Regions from separate parts of the Homo sapiens genome. Here region 1 is linked to region 2. Evidence: read pairs that join two places in POLR2A ChIA-PET (ENCODE). Cell type or tissue: GM12878. All regions are shown on one strand. Each heading gives the region's core, and the rest is flanking DNA. Links, peaks and the distances in the headings are about the cores only.

Evidence for each region. Peaks named below come from ENCODE experiments on the same cell type or tissue, not always from the same donor. Only the 100,000 strongest peaks of a DNase experiment are listed, where the experiment ranks them.
Region 1: POLR2A ChIA-PET joins it to region 2 with 5 read pairs; 3 of 35 experiments call an interaction of 5 or more read pairs at or near these places.

Annotation. Positions count from the first base shown.
Region 1 is chr17:28,068,972-28,077,315 of GRCh38, reverse strand. All of the region lies in intron 1 of NLK (nemo like kinase), which reads right to left. Among named protein-coding and RNA genes, the nearest start is that of NLK, 30 kb to the right of the region's middle. In GM12878, for the core only: no CTCF peak of the experiment used is centred there; a DNase peak (open chromatin) is centred at 5,247; H3K27ac peaks cover 368 bases.
Region 2 is chr17:28,160,450-28,168,793 of GRCh38, reverse strand. It overlaps NLK (nemo like kinase), which reads right to left. Exons shown (of 11, transcript NM_016231.5): 4 at 7,528-7,634; 5 at 5,166-5,251; 6 at 137-346. Among named protein-coding and RNA genes, the nearest start is that of NLK, 120 kb to the right of the region's middle. In GM12878, for the core only: no CTCF peak of the experiment used is centred there; no DNase peak of the experiment used is centred there.

The DNA.
Region 1 (8,344 bases), core at 324-8,323, 92 kb after region 2:
CACCATGTTAAGAGGTGCCTTTCGCCTCCCACCATGATTCTGAGGCCTTCCAAGCCACATGGAACTGCAAGTCCAATTAAACCTCTTTTTCTTCCCAGTCTCAAGCACGTCTTTATCAGCAATGTGAAAACGGACTAATACAGGTGGCAAACAAGGGAAGGAAAGAAGGCAGGGAAAGGAGGTTTGTACCTTGTCTAAGAAAGAGAAGTACAAAGCCAAAAAAAAAAAAAAAAAAAAAAAAAGAAAGAAAGAGAAGTACAAAGCAAAGAAAGGGAAAAAGTAAAAGGGACACGGGTACTAACTAAAGAAAACATCAATTTAAAAAAACCATGGCATGACACACAGCATTAAATTAGCAAATTTTACTTATATCAGACTGAATATAATTGTCAATCTTACAAGCTGCAATGTTACTTCAGAGGCAGAAGAAATAGGAAGAGAGGCAAAATATGGTAATACAAAAGTCCAATTACTACATTGCACTTAATTTGGTTAGATTAGGACAGATGTTTAAAAAACTGCATGAACCAATGATACTAACCCTCTCTACTCCACTTCTTTGTTTTTCACTGTTTTATAAACCATAGGTCCTCTTTTATTCACATACCAATTTAATACACAGATGCACAAAAATGGGGATACTCTTTTACCTTCTCCAGTCTCAGGAAAAATATCAAAATTTCTAACAGAAAAGTTAAAAGTACCTTTTCTGTTGGAAAACAGTACAGCTCTGTCACATTATTTCAGCTAATCAACAGGAACTGCTTTGGACTGAATGTGTGAGTCCCCTGAAAATTTGTATGTTGAAATCCTAATCACCAATATGATGGTATTAGGAAGTGGGACCTTGGGAGAGGTGATTATATCATGAAGGTGAAGCCCTCATGAATGGGATTAGTGCCGTTTATAAAAGAGGCCCCAAAGACCTGCCTTCTGCTTTCCATCAGATGAGAACACATTGAGAATGTATCATCTATGAACCAGGAAATGGGCCCTCACCAGCCACCAAATCTGCAGAAGCTTTGATCTTGGACTTCCTAGTCTCCAGAATTGTGAGAAATAAACTTTTGTTGTTTATAAGCTACCTAGTCTTTGGTATTTTGACAGTAACTCCATCTTTTAAAGTTATCCAAATTTTTAATTATCCTTTTCTTTAAAAATCTAGTGTCTCTAAATTAGAAGTAACTTGAAAGAGCTCACAATCCTTTTTAGCTCCAACACACTAAAGCCATCACAAATGTTGGCAAAGCAAAATTCGCCTTTCCTCAAAACAACTCACCTCATTTAAGACATATACAAAAAAAGGACAACAAAACTGGGCTTTTCACTTCACCATTTCAATGTGCTTTTTTCACTGTATGGGTAAATGTTTTTTAAAGATAGATTTTATCTGTTGACGTTTTTAGCTTTTATCTATATCCCACCCCATTCCAAAACAGACGGGAGGTAGCTAAGACAGAAGCATACAGTGTAAGATTAAAGGGTGCGGGAAGAGGAGGAATAAGGGTTTGAGGAAGGGGGAAAAAATGGGTAGGAAGCTTATGAAGTGGGGGTGAAGGGACCGAGAAAGTGGTCTGTACCCAAAACATAAGCTAAGAAACTCTACATCCCTTAACTGAGGAGGGTGCACATTTGACTCTGGGCTTTATAGTAGCCAAAGCAAAAGAAGAAAACTTAAGAACAGTTTTTAAGTTGAGGCACTTTTTACTCAAATGCCCAATTTTGTAAAATAAGTAAGTCTGAGAGCTCAATTGCTGTGTCAAAATTCCAAAGAGACTCAAGAATACAAAACAGAGATGAACCTGAGGCACAAACTGTACAGAGATGTTGTCTAAGCAATGCTAAGAAGTTGCCATACAAGTTGTTCTTGCCTAACAAATAATTTGCACATGCTTCAGGGAAATAGCCCCTCAAATCACAGGGGTAGAGAAAGGTTACTTTGATTTCCACCTAATGATTACTTGCCTTTGATTCAGAATTTGTGGCAACTGCAAACACAGCCTATCCAGTGGCAGACCTTTTACAAAAAGAAGTTGCTAGTTTCACACGAATCACCTTAGAGAGAGGTTTCTTTTGGAATAACATCAATCAGTTGTCCAAATCACCTGAATGCTGAGTCTGTTTCTGAATGTTTTTAAAAACTGATTTGTCTGCCAGATCACATAATGTAAACTAGCAGGCTAACACAGCCAATACTCCTTGTGAGCAATGTAAAATTATACCATATTTCATTAACTGTAAAATGCCACTAATGGTAAATGTGCCATTATTTTATGTACTAACAAAAATAAAAAGCAAACAATTGTAAGAAACATCCTAATTTTGGAGATGTTAAAATGAAAAGTGCATATTATAAAAACATTTACAAGTGAAATACGCCAGCTTGTTTCATCATGAGCCAGCTTGGTGTCCACCTCCCAACCTCGGGTGTTGGCACCTCCTCTTGCCTTCTTCTCTGACCTGTGCCTTCCCTCTATTGTTAAGTCATCCCAACCGCTACACTAGTTGCTTTCCTCACCTGTTTTTGCTCTCTACGAAGAATTCTTCTCACCTCCCTTTTTCATCCTACTGCTCTTTTCCCATCTATATATCTTCAAATATGTGAAAAGATGCTAGGCAAAAGAAACACATATTTATAAAATCAGCTTTGCCAATGGACACCTAAAGGCCCTTAGATCTCTTTTCGTAAAAAAATAATAAAAAACTGCAGGACAAATATATAATGGCCACGAAATAATTATGTAATTCACCATAGAAAAAACATTTAAATTCAGGCAACAGGAGAAAAACAACCTCCTCAACCCCCTACCCCAACACACACAAAGTAATCAAGGTCATTTAGGAAACCTCTCCATTTGTAACTGTTATGCTCTAAAATCTATCACTGTATCCATTTAAAAAAATTTTTTAAAAATAGTAACCCAAAGGCAAAAATTCCCCTTGATGTTACAGATACAAAGTGCGTAATTTTTTTCTCCAACTTTTAAGTTCAGGGGTACATGTGCAGGATGTGCAGGTTTGTTACATAGGCAAATGTGTGTCATGGTTTGTGGCACAGATCATCCCGCAAGTGTATAATTTTAAAATGAGCTCAGATTTAGAATTGGGATGTGAATGTTCATTTGCTCCAAAATTACATCACCCCAGCCCATCTGGAGATTGTAAGATAACACTTCTATCATATTTTAATCCATCCTTAAATAGGACTAGCCCAAGGAATTTACCAAATACCAAATAAAATTATTTTATCTTCAACGTGTTGAATAAGCTTTAATTGCTTTAAAAGTTATTTTCTAAAACTAGCAAATTAAGTTATAACAGTCCTAGCTAGAAGCTTAAAATTTCAAGAGTTGGTTATAAAGACTTTGAAAACTCAATTCAACAAACTTTAGTGAATGCATATTACATGCTAGGAACATAGAAATAAATAGAATTCAGTCTCTATCTTTGTGTCTACAGGGATACCTCTCCTTTAAGAAAGATATATATATAAAGAAGTATAGAAACAAACGTAAAAGAGTAATTCATTCTACCGGGGGTATATATAGGGGTAGGAGTTGAGCCAGATGGGGAGAATACCTAAAGAGAAGAACATCTGAAGTGAGTGAAGAGGAGGATGAATTTATCACAGTTGAAATAGGAAAAGACATTCTAAACTGGGAGACAGGACCGATTATGGACTTTATTTTTCCCCTTGCCACATTTCAAAAAGAGCTAGAGGTAATTCCTAAAGATATGAGTATAGAATAAAAGTAAATTAGATGGAAAAGCATCTAAAGATGCTGGATAAAATACATGGTTAACCTTGAGAGGGAAGCAAAGAAATTCCTGGAGAGCAGAAACAAGAAAGAAATATACATTCACAAAGGTGAGTAACATTATAGACAGTTTTCCCTGGAGTTACTGGCCAATCCTCGGTGGACAAAAGCCTAGGTTTTAATGGGCTACTTGCTGAGATGACAGGAGGCCACCTGGGGCCCTTCCCAGGAGACTGGATTAACTATACCTTTACAAATATGCTAGAAGCCTCCCAAAAGTCTGCATCCTTAGTAAGTGAAATAGGTAAAAGCTCATTCTGCAGAGGGCGATAATGAGAATAAGGGTCTTTATTGGCTTTGGTTCTTGGTAGAAGAGTAAAACAGAAATATGTCTCCACTGTGAATTCTTAGTAAGTCTGCACCCTTTGTGACTAAAATTCAAACTAGTGGTGTGGCCTGAAAAACTCAAGTCAAAAATTTACTTAAAAGTAGGTGGTACTACTAGATACTCACATCATCTCTGGAAAAAAAAAAATCTAATACCCTGCTTCAAAAAAATCACAAAAAATAAAGTTCTAATGTCATGGGCTCACAATTTTACAAAATCACCAAAGAAACAAGCACCTACAAGTAAGAGCCAATGTATTAGACCAACAAAGACAGCAGATAAGAGTATTATCAGATGCAAACATAAAATATTTTTAATGTATTTGAAAAAATATAAAAGGGGGAACAAGTATGACAGAATAGGAGACTATTAAAACGGACCAGGCAGATTCGAAAATAAACAATATTTATTACCCATGGAATTTAAACATGCATACTAAAATTTCAAGGGCAACTGAAAGAACAAAATAAGGTATGAAACTTACAAATAAGGGGTGGAAAATCTCAAGCAATTCAAAAGAAGGCAAATAAAGAGAAAAATATGAAAAGCAGAACATAAGAAATATATAAATAAGGTGGTAGGGACAAATTTAAAAAGATCAGCGCACTCATCTCGGCAGTCTGAGACCAGCCTGGGCAACACAGTGAGACCCTGTCTCTACAAAAAGTTTTTAAAAATTAGTTGGGCGTGGTGGCATGTGACTGTGGTCCCAGCCCCTTGGGAGGCTGAAGTTGGAGGATTGCTTGAGCACAGCAGGTGGAGGCTGCAGTGAGCCGTAACCGCACATCTGCACTCCAGCCTGGGTGACCAAGCAAAACCCTGTCTCAAAAAAAAAAAAAAAAGAAAAAGAAGAAGAAAGAAGATCAGTAAGCACAATTGATGGAAATGAATTAAGTGTTTCCCTTAAAAGATTGTCAGACTAGATTAAAAAGCTGAATTTAAATGTATGCTGTATATCAGAGACATATAAAATATAAGAACAGAAATGCTGAAAATAAAAAAATAAAAAAGAAGTTAAAACATCTACCAAAACACAGAACAAAGAAAACTGGTTAACCACTTCCAGTTAGAACACAGAAATATGACACTTTGCATAACAAGGAGAAAAGGTTAGATAAGCAATGAAATCATACTTTTTGTTGGGTGGTTGGTTGGTTAGTTGGGTGGTTGTATACAAGAAAGCTGAGAACTCAAAGAACGTAAATGAACTAAACTCCAGAGAAAGAGAAGCCCTTGCTAAGAGAGAAAACACTCCAAGCCCTTTTCATCCCTGGGTCACAGTGGAAAGAAGAGTAAACTGCATGCTGAAAGCAGGGCAAGAGAAACCAAAATAATCTTTTAGCAACCTTTCATTGGCTGAAGATATTTGACTTAATTAATTAAAACCTGAGGCTCTCCAGACCTGTTCTGCCAATTCTTTCTGATGAAGCCTTCACGTAGGATACAGCAGGATTGCTGAGAGGGATCGCCCTCAAGTAACATGGTGCCTTAAGTGAATGTAAGGTTGAAGGCAGGACAGGAGTGCCTACAACTAGTCAATGACATTGGACAGTGAAACTGAAAATAAAAATACCATTTCCAATGGCATCGAAAAATATTAAATACTTAGTGATAAACTAAACATGTGCAAGGCCTCTAAAATGCAAGCTCCCAAACACTGCCAAGAGAAATTAAAGACTATAATAAATGGAGATCAGAGTGGTTGACAAAGGCTGTTAAAAAAAAAAAAAAAAAAGTGGAGAGCTATACCATGTTCATGGAATGGAACACTCAACTTTCTTAAAAATTCTCTTCTATTTGATCTACAGAGTTGACATCTTCCAATAAATATCCCAACAGATTTTTAAAGAAACTGACAAGCTAATTCTGTAATGATATGAAAACACAAAGCTTCTAGAGTAGCCAAAATAATCTTGAATTAAAACAAGTAAGTTGGAAGACTTACGCTATCTGACTTCAAGAGTTACTTTAAAATAGTGTTTCTCAACTGAGGGTGACTTTGTTCCCTAGGGGACATTTGGTACTGTCTGTAGACATTTTTTGATTATCACACCTACTGAGTGGCTACTAGCATTTAGTGGTGGAGGCAAGGGATGATGCTGAACATCCTATAATACATAGGAGACCCTCCCACAGCAAAGAACTATCAGGCCCAAAATGTCAATAGTGCTGAGATGGAAAAATCCTGCTCTAAAGCTACAGTATATAAAGACAGTGTGGCATTAACATAAGACTAGACCAAAAGACTAATGAAACAGAAAAGCTTAGAATTTCACTATATTTATATAGTCAATTGATTTTCCACAGTGGAGCAAGGCTATTCAATAAGGGTGAAAAAATCTTCTTAAAGAAGGATGTTGTGAGAATAGGTAAAATTAGTATTTTAGAATAGTGTTTTACTTTAAAATTAGTATTTTACTTTAAAATTAATATTTTACTTTAAAATTAGTATTTTAAAAAACAAAACAACAAAAATGCCTCAAACCCTTATCTTAGTCCATATACAAAAATTAATTTCAGGCTGGGCACGGTGGCTCATGCCTGTAATCCCAGCACTTTGGGAGGCCGAGGTGGGAGGATCACAAGGTCAAGAGATCAAGACCATCCTGGCCAACATGGTGAAACCCGTCTCTACTAAAAATATAAAAATTAGCTGGGCATGGTGGTGTGTGCCTGTAGTCCCAGCTCCTCAGGAGGCTGAGGTAGGAGAATCCTTGAACCTGGAAGGTGGAGGCTGCAGTGAGCCGAGATCGCACCACTGCACTCCAGCCTGGCAACAGGGCGAGATTCCGTCTCAAAAAAAAAAAAAAAAAAATTAATTTCAGATGGAAAACTTACCTAAACATAAAAATTAAAACCTTAAAACTTCCAGAAAAAATAAAAGAGAATAGTTTCATGACCTTGGCACTAGACAAAGATTTCTTCTTTTTTTTTGAGACACAGTCTTGCTCTGTTGCCCAGGCTGGAGCGCGGTGGTGCGATCTTGGCTCACTGCAACCTCCGCCTCCTGGATTCAAATGATTCTCATGCCTCAGCCTCCTGAGTAGCTGGGATTACAGGCATAGGCCACTATGCCTCACTAATTTTTCTAATTTTAGTAGAGACAGGGTTTCACCATGTTGGCCAGGCTGATCTCGAACTCCTGACCTCAGGTGATCTGCCTGCCTCGGCCTCCCAGAATGCTAGGATTACAGGCACGAAACACCATGCCCAGCTAGACAAAGATTTCTTATACTGAACCAAAAAATGTACTAATAATAAAAGAAAAAGTTGATAAACTTAACTTCTCAAAATAGAATTTTCTGTTCATCAAAAGACATCATTTACAAAATGAAAAGGTAAGTTACAGAGTAGGAGAAAATACAATAGATTGATCTGTCAAAAGGCTGGTATTCAGAAAAAGAAATAAGACTCCTACAGTATAATAATAATAATGACAAACCAATCATTTAAATGGGTGGAAAACTTCAACAGAATTTTCAGGAAAAAAAAAGACATGCCAACAGCCAATAAATACATGAAAATGTGGCAAACATCATTAGCCATCATGGTAATGCAAATTAAAACTAAAATGAGATACTACTTCACACCCACTAAAATGGCTACATTCAAAGACCATCAAATTTTGCAAGGATTTGCAAGTGGGTTAGAACTCTCATCTTTGCTGGTAGTAGTACAAACTGGTAAAGCCACTTTGGAAAACTGCTTTGGCAATCTTAATAAAGTTAAATATATATGTACTCTACAACCCAGCAATTCCATCCCTAGATATTTATCCTTAGAGAAATAAAAACTTATATCCATAAAAAGACTTATGTAAGAATAGTCTAAAACTGGAAGGAACAGAAGGATGGATAAACAAACTGTGCTATATTCATACACTGACATATGATTCAGTAATAAAGAGAAAAAAACACTGATATGTGCAAGCAACATAGATGAATTGCAAAAACATTATGTAGAGTGAAAGAAGCCTCGCACATAAGAGTACATACATATTGTAAGATTCTATCTATATAAAATCTAAGAACAAGCAAAACTAATCAAAGATGACAGAAACCAAAAAAGTGGCTGCCTAGGGCAGGGGGAGGGGGATGCATGGTAGAATTTACTTGAGTGAACTTTCTGGGGTGATAAAATGTTCTGTATCTTGATTGGGTGGTACTTACTATAGTAGAAACACATCAAAAAAGGCTAG
Region 2 (8,344 bases), core at 176-8,175:
TGAATTTTAAGTGAACCTGAATTTCCTAAAAGCAAATTAGACAGTATAATGAATAAGCCCAAGACACATGTGCAAGATGGATTTTCCTTCAAATCTGCAATAGAATTGCAACTAAAGCCTTAAATTGAAATCATACCTGCTGAATGGGACTCTGTGCCTGAAACAATATTCTTCGTCCTAGTAGTTCTGCAAAGATACATCCCACAGACCAGATGTCAATAGCATTGCTGTAATGACGGCTGCCCATCAGGATTTCTGGAGCCCGATAATACTGAGTAACAACTTCCTGAGTCATATGACGGGATTCATCTAATTCTTCCACTCTGGCCAATCCAAAATCACAAATCTAGACAGAAAAGGCAATCAAAACATTATCAAGCAAATACAAATGAAAGAGTAAAACAAAACATCAAAATTTTGATAGGGCACTGAACTTTGAAACTTTTTTTTTTTTTTTTGAGATGGAGTCTCACTCTGTCACCCAGGCTGGAGTGCAGTGGCACAATCTCAGCTCACTGCAACCTCTGCTTCCTGGGTTCAAGGGATTCTTCTGCCTCAGCCTCCCGAATAGCTGGGACTACAGGTGCCTACCACCACGCCTGGCTAATTTTTTTTTTTTTTTGTATTATTTAGTAGAGAAGGGGTTTCACCATATTGGCCAGGCTGGTCTCAAACTCCTGACCTCAGGTGATCCATCTGCCTTGGCCTCCCAAAGTGCTGGGATTACAGGTGTGAGCCACTGCGCCCGGCCACTCTGGAACATTTTTAATGATATAGGTATAGTATATTTATGTCAATATACAATCTGGTTTTATTTGGTTAAGAGAGGAAAAAAGTCTCAAACTTACATCATTTTCTTAAAAATATTCTTCTCATCTTTATCAATAAAAACATGTCTGTTTTCAGTTGATAATCGAAGCAAAAAAAACTAGGTGAACGTAAACGACTTTATTTATTTTTTTAGACAGGGTCTCACTCTGTCTCCCTGGCTGGAGTGCAGTGGCGTGATCGATCTGAGGCTCCTCCCACCTCAGTCTCCTGAGTAGCTGGGACTACAGGCATGTGCTACCACACCTGGCTAATTTTTGTGGGTTTTTTTTTTTTTTTGTAGGGATGAGGTTTTGCCATGTTGCCCAGGCTGGTCTTGAACTCCTGGGTTCAAGCAATCTGCTTGCCTTGGCCTCCCAAAGTGCTGGGATAACAGGCGTGAGCTACTGCACCTGGCCAAATGCATACTTGTAGGTTTGATTTAGAGACCAACTGTTGGCCAGGCACAGTGGCTCATGCCCGTAATCCCAGGGATTGAGAGGACTGCTTGAGAGATCAGGAGTTTAAGACCAGGCTGGACAACATAACAAGATCTCAACTCTACAAACAATTAAAAAAAAAAAAAGCTGGGCGTGGTGGTGTGCACCTGTAGTCCCGGCTACTCTGGAGGCTGAGGTGGGAGGACTGCTTGAGCCCAGGAGTTTGAGGCTACAGTGAGCTATTACTGTGCCACTGCACTCCAGCCTGGGAGACAGAGTGAGATTGAGACCCTATCTTTAAAAAAAATTTAAAAACCCCCACAAAACCAATTACTTTCAAGACTAGTTTAGAGAGGAAGATATCATAAGATAAAGGGGTGTATCTTGAAGGTCTCCTTAGCTGAGACTGTGTCTGTCGTCTTTATGAAATATATGTGAATTTCTTTAAAGCAATGGGTTTCAAACTGACTCCAGTTGAATCTACTTCTGACTTTAGGCATTCCATGAATATTATATCCAAACTTCACATGTACCTATCTATTTAAAATACAAATTCATACTCAAATGTATAAATATGTTAAAATGCAGTATATGGTAGAATACTAATGCTATGGGGTTCATTCATTTCTTCATGCCATAAATATTTAAGTTAGTACTTGTTATATTACAGACTGTATGTTAGAATCTGGAGATACAGCAATAAATAATAAAGACAGGTTAACTTCTATACAAACTTAGAAATAAATCTTTTCTTGCTATTTCTGCTCAACTGAAAAGTATGCTGAGGGTTACAAGGTGAGCTATTAATAAACAGCAGCCGTGCCACCACCAGCAACTACTACTTATCTTTAGGAATTAAAATTTTCTTGATATTGGGCAATCAAAACACAACTAGGAGCACTGAGGATGAGATCAGATAGTAATGGCCATCTAAGCTCCAGTGTTCTCACTGATTAACTTTACAAGTCACAATATTGCAAGTGATAAAATATGATTTTAAATCTGTTTTCTAAATTGAAGTCCCCAAATAAGATTTTATTTGAAAAAGAGTTCCGGCAGCTTAAAAAGAAAATCTGAAAACCCCGTTCTAAAGAAAACAAAATTTATCCCCCAATTTTTGGCAATCCCCTCTTTCTGATTTGAATCTACTATGTCTGGTTACATCAAATGAATTCAGATGTGTATGTGGGAATGAATCAGTATGAAGCCACCATCTTTACAACTTAAGAAAGCAGGAAAATTTTCCATACTATACAGATAAACCATATAACATAACAACAAAAGCCCGAGTTCATCAAATATGTTCAAATAACATATATATATATATATTTTTTGAGACAGTCTCACTCTGTCACCCAGACTGAAGTGCACTGACATGATGTCGGCTCACTGCAACGTCTGCCTCTCAGGTTCAAGTGATTCTCGTGTCTCTGCCTCCTGAGCAGCTGGGACTAGTGGCATGCGCCACCACGCCTGGCTAATTTTTGTATTTTTAGTAGAGACAGGGTTTTGCCATGTTGGCCAGGCTGGTCTCAAGTTCCTGGCCTCAAGTGATCTGCCCACCTCAGCCTCCCAGTGCTGGGATTACAGGCGTGAGCCACTGCGCCCGGCCAAAATAACATATAATATTTTAAAAACTCTATTACTTGGCCATGACTCTTGAGGATATTTTTAAAAACCAAACCAACAAAAGGAAAGAACATAATTTTTTTCTCATATTTATATGAGAAAAACCAACCAACCACCCATCCAACAAAAAAAGGCCTTCTGTTATAAAGCAAATCCCTTATTAAAAACATCAGTATGATTTCGTCATTTTTAGCAACTTATTTGGAAGACAACCTGAGTCCAAAATAGGAAGCTTACATGATCAGATAACTAAAAAAATTCCAGCAAAATTATCCATCTTGTGCTTAATAGGAAACAAAATACATTCACGATATGGAAGGATACTGATTTTTAAAAAATGTTTTGTTATAATGATCTTCAATGAATTTGTATGTTTGAGAAGAAAGAACTAGTGTCTATAGCCTAGACTCTATTCTGGCTTTTTAAAAGTAGGCCCATAAGATGAGTCAAAGGAGTGGAGCAAAATTTGTTTGTTCTGATTTGTGTGTTGTGTATTCACAAATGGCATTTTCCTTTAGTTGCCCATTCATACAGTCCAAGGTTATAAAACCATAACGGACAATTTGGAAAATGAACTTCAAGCAGTTAATGGCATCAAACATGACAGGTCCTGCACAAAATCCTGTGTGAAGTCTTCCAATCAAAAACCAAAATAAGAAGAAATTGGCTTAAACTGTCGTAAGATTGATTAGGTATGAATAGGACAAAAAAATTTCTAACTATAAGGTTTAAATTTTTTTTTTAATTAAAAAACGATTATGGGGATAGGTTGCAAGTTCTCTTTAAAAAGTGAAAAGGTGGCAGGAAAAACTCAATAACCTATAGAAGGAATACTTTAGTAGATTTTGGTGGCAATTAACTTCTCTGTGGAAACAAAAGACTGAATTACAACATCAGCTATTTTTAGGGAAAATATGAAAAATAGGTTTTCATCTTTCTTGAGTTAAAATAAGGGTGAGGGTTCTTCAAGGCTATAATGAAGGGAGAATTTTCATTCATAAGCAGTATAATCCACCAGCTTTTCAAGAGAACTGACCTACAGTTCAGAGAAATCATTTAAAATAAAAAATGAATTTTATTTATACACTTGGTTTTATTACTTAGTTTAACCGCCAGCAACCTAAGTAATAATGATAGTCTTGATTACTTTTAAAGTGGGTAACATTTTAAAAATTTATTTTTCTTTTCAAATATAGCAGTTAAAGGCCCTTATTTCCAATTTCTATTATGAGGAAAAATATAGTGGACCTCTCTCTATTCAAGAGTTCTGCCAATACACATCTGTATTAGAGGTAGGGAAATACAAATATGTGGACTTTGCTATTTGCAAGCCCCTTTTTAAATGAAAGACAATGGCTGTACTAGGGAAGAGAAGTAAAACTGAAACTGATGACTTGAAATTTTGGAACTACTAAATATAATTCTGTAATCAATTCCTCTTCAGAGGAATAATTAAGAATTGGCTACTATACATTATGGAAATACATTGGATAGATGCATATTACCCTTTTCTGGTTTGGCATTTTCACTTTTTTTTTTTTTTTTTTTGAGACAGGGTCTCACTCTGTCACCTAGGTGGAAGTGCAGTGGTGTGATCACAGCTCACTGCAGCCTTCACGCTCTGGGCTCAGGTGATCCTCCCATCTCAGCCTTCTGAGTAGCTGGAACTACAGGCATGTGCAACCACACCTAGCTAATTTTTGAATTTTTTATTGAGATGGGGTTTTGCTGCATTGCCCAGGCTGGTCTTGAACTCCTGGGCTCAAGCAATCTGCCCGCCTCAGCCTCCCAAAATGCTGGAATTACAGGCATGAGCCACCGTGTCTGGCCAGCACTATCCCTTTTAAATATGTTTCTACTTCTTACTTTGCTACCTTGGTCAAACAGCATATAGATATGTTAGCTGTGTAAAAATGTAAATGGTCTTCCTAAAAGTCACACTTCATTCTCTTATATAAACAGATGCTTGCTGTTCTAATATTTCTTCTGATATGCACTTCTTTTAATAATGGAACAAGCTGTAAAGGAGTCACCTTGTCTATTCTTCTTTCTAGTTACACTACAATTCCAATTTCAGTGTTTCTAAAACATAGGCCAAATATCATGAAAAGAACATGAGGCAGGACTACAAATTATTACCATGGCTATGAGTAGTGATATGGAGAAAACTGGGTTAACTTTTGGTAAAGTAATGGAAATGAACTTCTTTCTTTCACAAAAATATGTTGTTCTTAAACCTGCCCTGACATTCTGATTTTTCCCAGGTATTTAAATAAACTGAAAAGCTACCTTTAGAACACAGTTGCTGTTCACAAGGAGATTCCCTGGCTTAATGTCTCGATGTAAAATGCCAGCTGAATGGAGATATTTCAAACCTGAAATAACAAACAGATTTAATTGCAGATATTTAATTCCTTTTACTCAACCAATAATTTAAAAAAAACCTTGGAAGAAAACAGTAGAGGATTTAAAATTGTTCCCTAAATAACTGCATAATGAACATTATTAAAAGCTAGTCCCACCTCAAAATACCGTAATTTTGCTACAGTAAAATAAAATGTCACCAAAGGTTTGCAAAGTCTAGAGATAATGTCTATAATTTAAACAATTATGTAGGTTTAAATACAGATAAGCTTCTTAGGCACTCGAGTTAAGACCATACTAATAACCTTAGATTGCTAGTCAGTGTGGCTATTGGACTGCTGCTATTGATACTCTTAACCTGCAACTCGGAGCCTGCTCCAACAAAACAGTTTCCATTACTACAGGGAGCCTTTCCCAGGACAGATGTTTCACTGATAGAACAAAATTCAGGAACTTGCCCACACTGTCAGTAGTATTCTTTACCGCTCAGAATCAAGAGGGTAATGAACCACTTTAAAAATATTTGTGAAATCTTAGAAGACCAGTGTCTTCATTCAGTACTGCTAAAGGTCCCAGCCTCAAGGTTGAGTCCTTTTTGTGTGCGTTTTTCTTTTTTTCTTTTCTTTTTTTTTTTTGAGACAGGGTCTCGCTCTGTAACCTAGGCAGGAGTGTGGTGGTATGATCACAGCTCACTGAAGCCTCGACCTTCCTGGCTCAAGCCATGCTCCCATCTCAGCCTCCTGAGAAGTGGGAACTACGGGCATGTACCACCATATCCGGCTAATGGGCTGAGTCTTTTTTGGATAAAATGTAGCAAATCACATTTTTCACAAGTACAAAAAGAGCCAATATCTTCCCCATTTTCCCCTACCATAGAATATGAACAAATCTTAGAGGTGAACGTTTTTGTTTTTTTTGAGACGGAGTCTCACTCTGTTGCCCAGGATGGAGTGCAGTGACGCGATCTTGGCTCCCTGCAGCCTCCACCTCCTGGGTTCACTCGATTCTCCTGCCTCAGCCTCCCAAGTAGCTGAGACTACAGGCGAGTGCCACCATGCCCAGCTAAGTTTTGTATTTTTTTAAAGTAGAGATGGAGTTTTGCCATGTTGGCCAGGCTGGTCTTGAATTCCTGACCTCAGATGATCTGCCCGCCTCAGCATCCCAAAGCGCTGGGATTACAGGCATGAATCACCATGCCTGGCCTGGAGGTGAGTTTTTTAGTTTTAATATTGCTTATGTGGCTGGGCGCAGTGGCTCACGCCTGTAATCCCAGCACTTTGGGAGGCCGAGGCAGGAGGATCACAAGGTCGGGAGATCAAGATCATCCTGGCTAATACGGTGAAACCCTGCCTCTACTAAAAATACAAAAAATTAGCTGGGCGTGGTGGCGGGCACCTGTAGTCCCAGCTACTTGGGAGGCTGAGGCAGGAGAATGGCGTGAACCTGGGAGGCGAATCTTGCAGTGAGCTGAGATCGCACCACTGCACTCTAGCCTAGGCGACAGAGCAAGACTCTGTCTGAAAAAAAAATTGCTTATGTGTTTTCATCCTTTTGGCATTTATTTTTCAATCTCTATAAAGAATCTCTTAATTCTATGAATTCTGGGGCAGGGGGAAAGTATTTTGCTTACTAGGTAAGAAAGCTGTTTCAGGTTTAAGCAATTCTCTACTTGTAATGGCAAAATTCTCATGGACATACTTGATGGCCAGAAGAAGTGTCAATAATGTTGGCCCAAATCCTTTCTCAGTCAAGTCTGTGCTCTTTAATGAGCTGTCTAGAATTTAGCTGGCTCTGTTTATTGGTCTTCCCAATCTACTTTGGTTTTAAGGGTCATTTTGTTTCTCTGGAGTTGGCTTCAGGTATGCCAGCCAATACTCAGACAGGCCCACCTACTGTTGGCTTGCAGGATGGACGTCATCCATAGGGGATATAGTCACTTTTCACTTTAGTCGTCTGATGCCACATATTCCTATTCCGTTGAAAACTAAAGGCTGTTTTGTGAACTTGTGACAAACCATCCTGCTTATTCACCTAGATTAGCCCACTCAACTGCCTAATGAATTTGACAGGGCTTTCTCTTTCATCACTGAAAACAAGAACTATTTGGCAACCCTAAAAAGCTTCCTCTTTAACATTAAATATAGAAATTATAAAATATGCTTTGGTCAAAAGAAAAAAGTCTTTAGAGAAGAAGAAAACCTTGGAAGATCGGATTAAAGTCTAAATGAGAAGCAAAACATTTCATTTACAGTGTGACAGCACCTTTTTCTTCATAAAGAAATCTTACCTCGCAAAATCTGATAAAGAAAAACTTTGACATGATCTGAGCTGAGTGGTTGAGGAGAGACGATAATTTTATGTAGGTCACTCTGCATCAATTCTGTGACAACATATCTTGAAGTTTTAAGTTAAGGAGAGTTCGGCGAATTCAGTCCCCTACCCCCTCAAAGTGGTGACCAGATCTAAAAAATAACTTCCATTCTCAAGGCTGGAAAAGTGGGGAAAGAAAGCTTCTAGACAGCGTGACAGAGGTGAGAATTCCAGCCCTCACAAAACACTACTAAAATCAAAAGAACTTACATGTTTAAAAGTCAGCAGAAGTAAACGACCAAATGATTTCCTTATAATCAGCATTATCAAAGAGAAAACCAAAGGTAAACATTTTAAATAACAGCCAGGCCAGGAAAAGTATGACGACCAAACAGTCTTAAGCTCTACTTAGACATATTACAGGAATGTCCTTTGAATCCAAACAAATGGGGATTGGTGATCTCATCTTAGGCCACCATGACACCAATGGAAAAGATCACAACCTATCCAAGGGCTGTGGCTTGTTACATTATAAAATATGGTATTCCTAAACACATGTAAAATAATTAGTTAAGTCTCTCCACAATCTTAGTAATTTAGTTCCTTTATTATTTAACTTTGTATATATTTATGAAACACCCCTCCCCACCATCACCACTAGATTTCGAGCGAGCTTCCTATACGTTGTACTCTGTTGTATGTTTAGGGTTTTGCTGAATGGACACATGGCCGATGATTAAAGGCTGGAGCCTGGGGAGCCATGGAGATATGCAATTCAAGACTCTTGTGAAGCA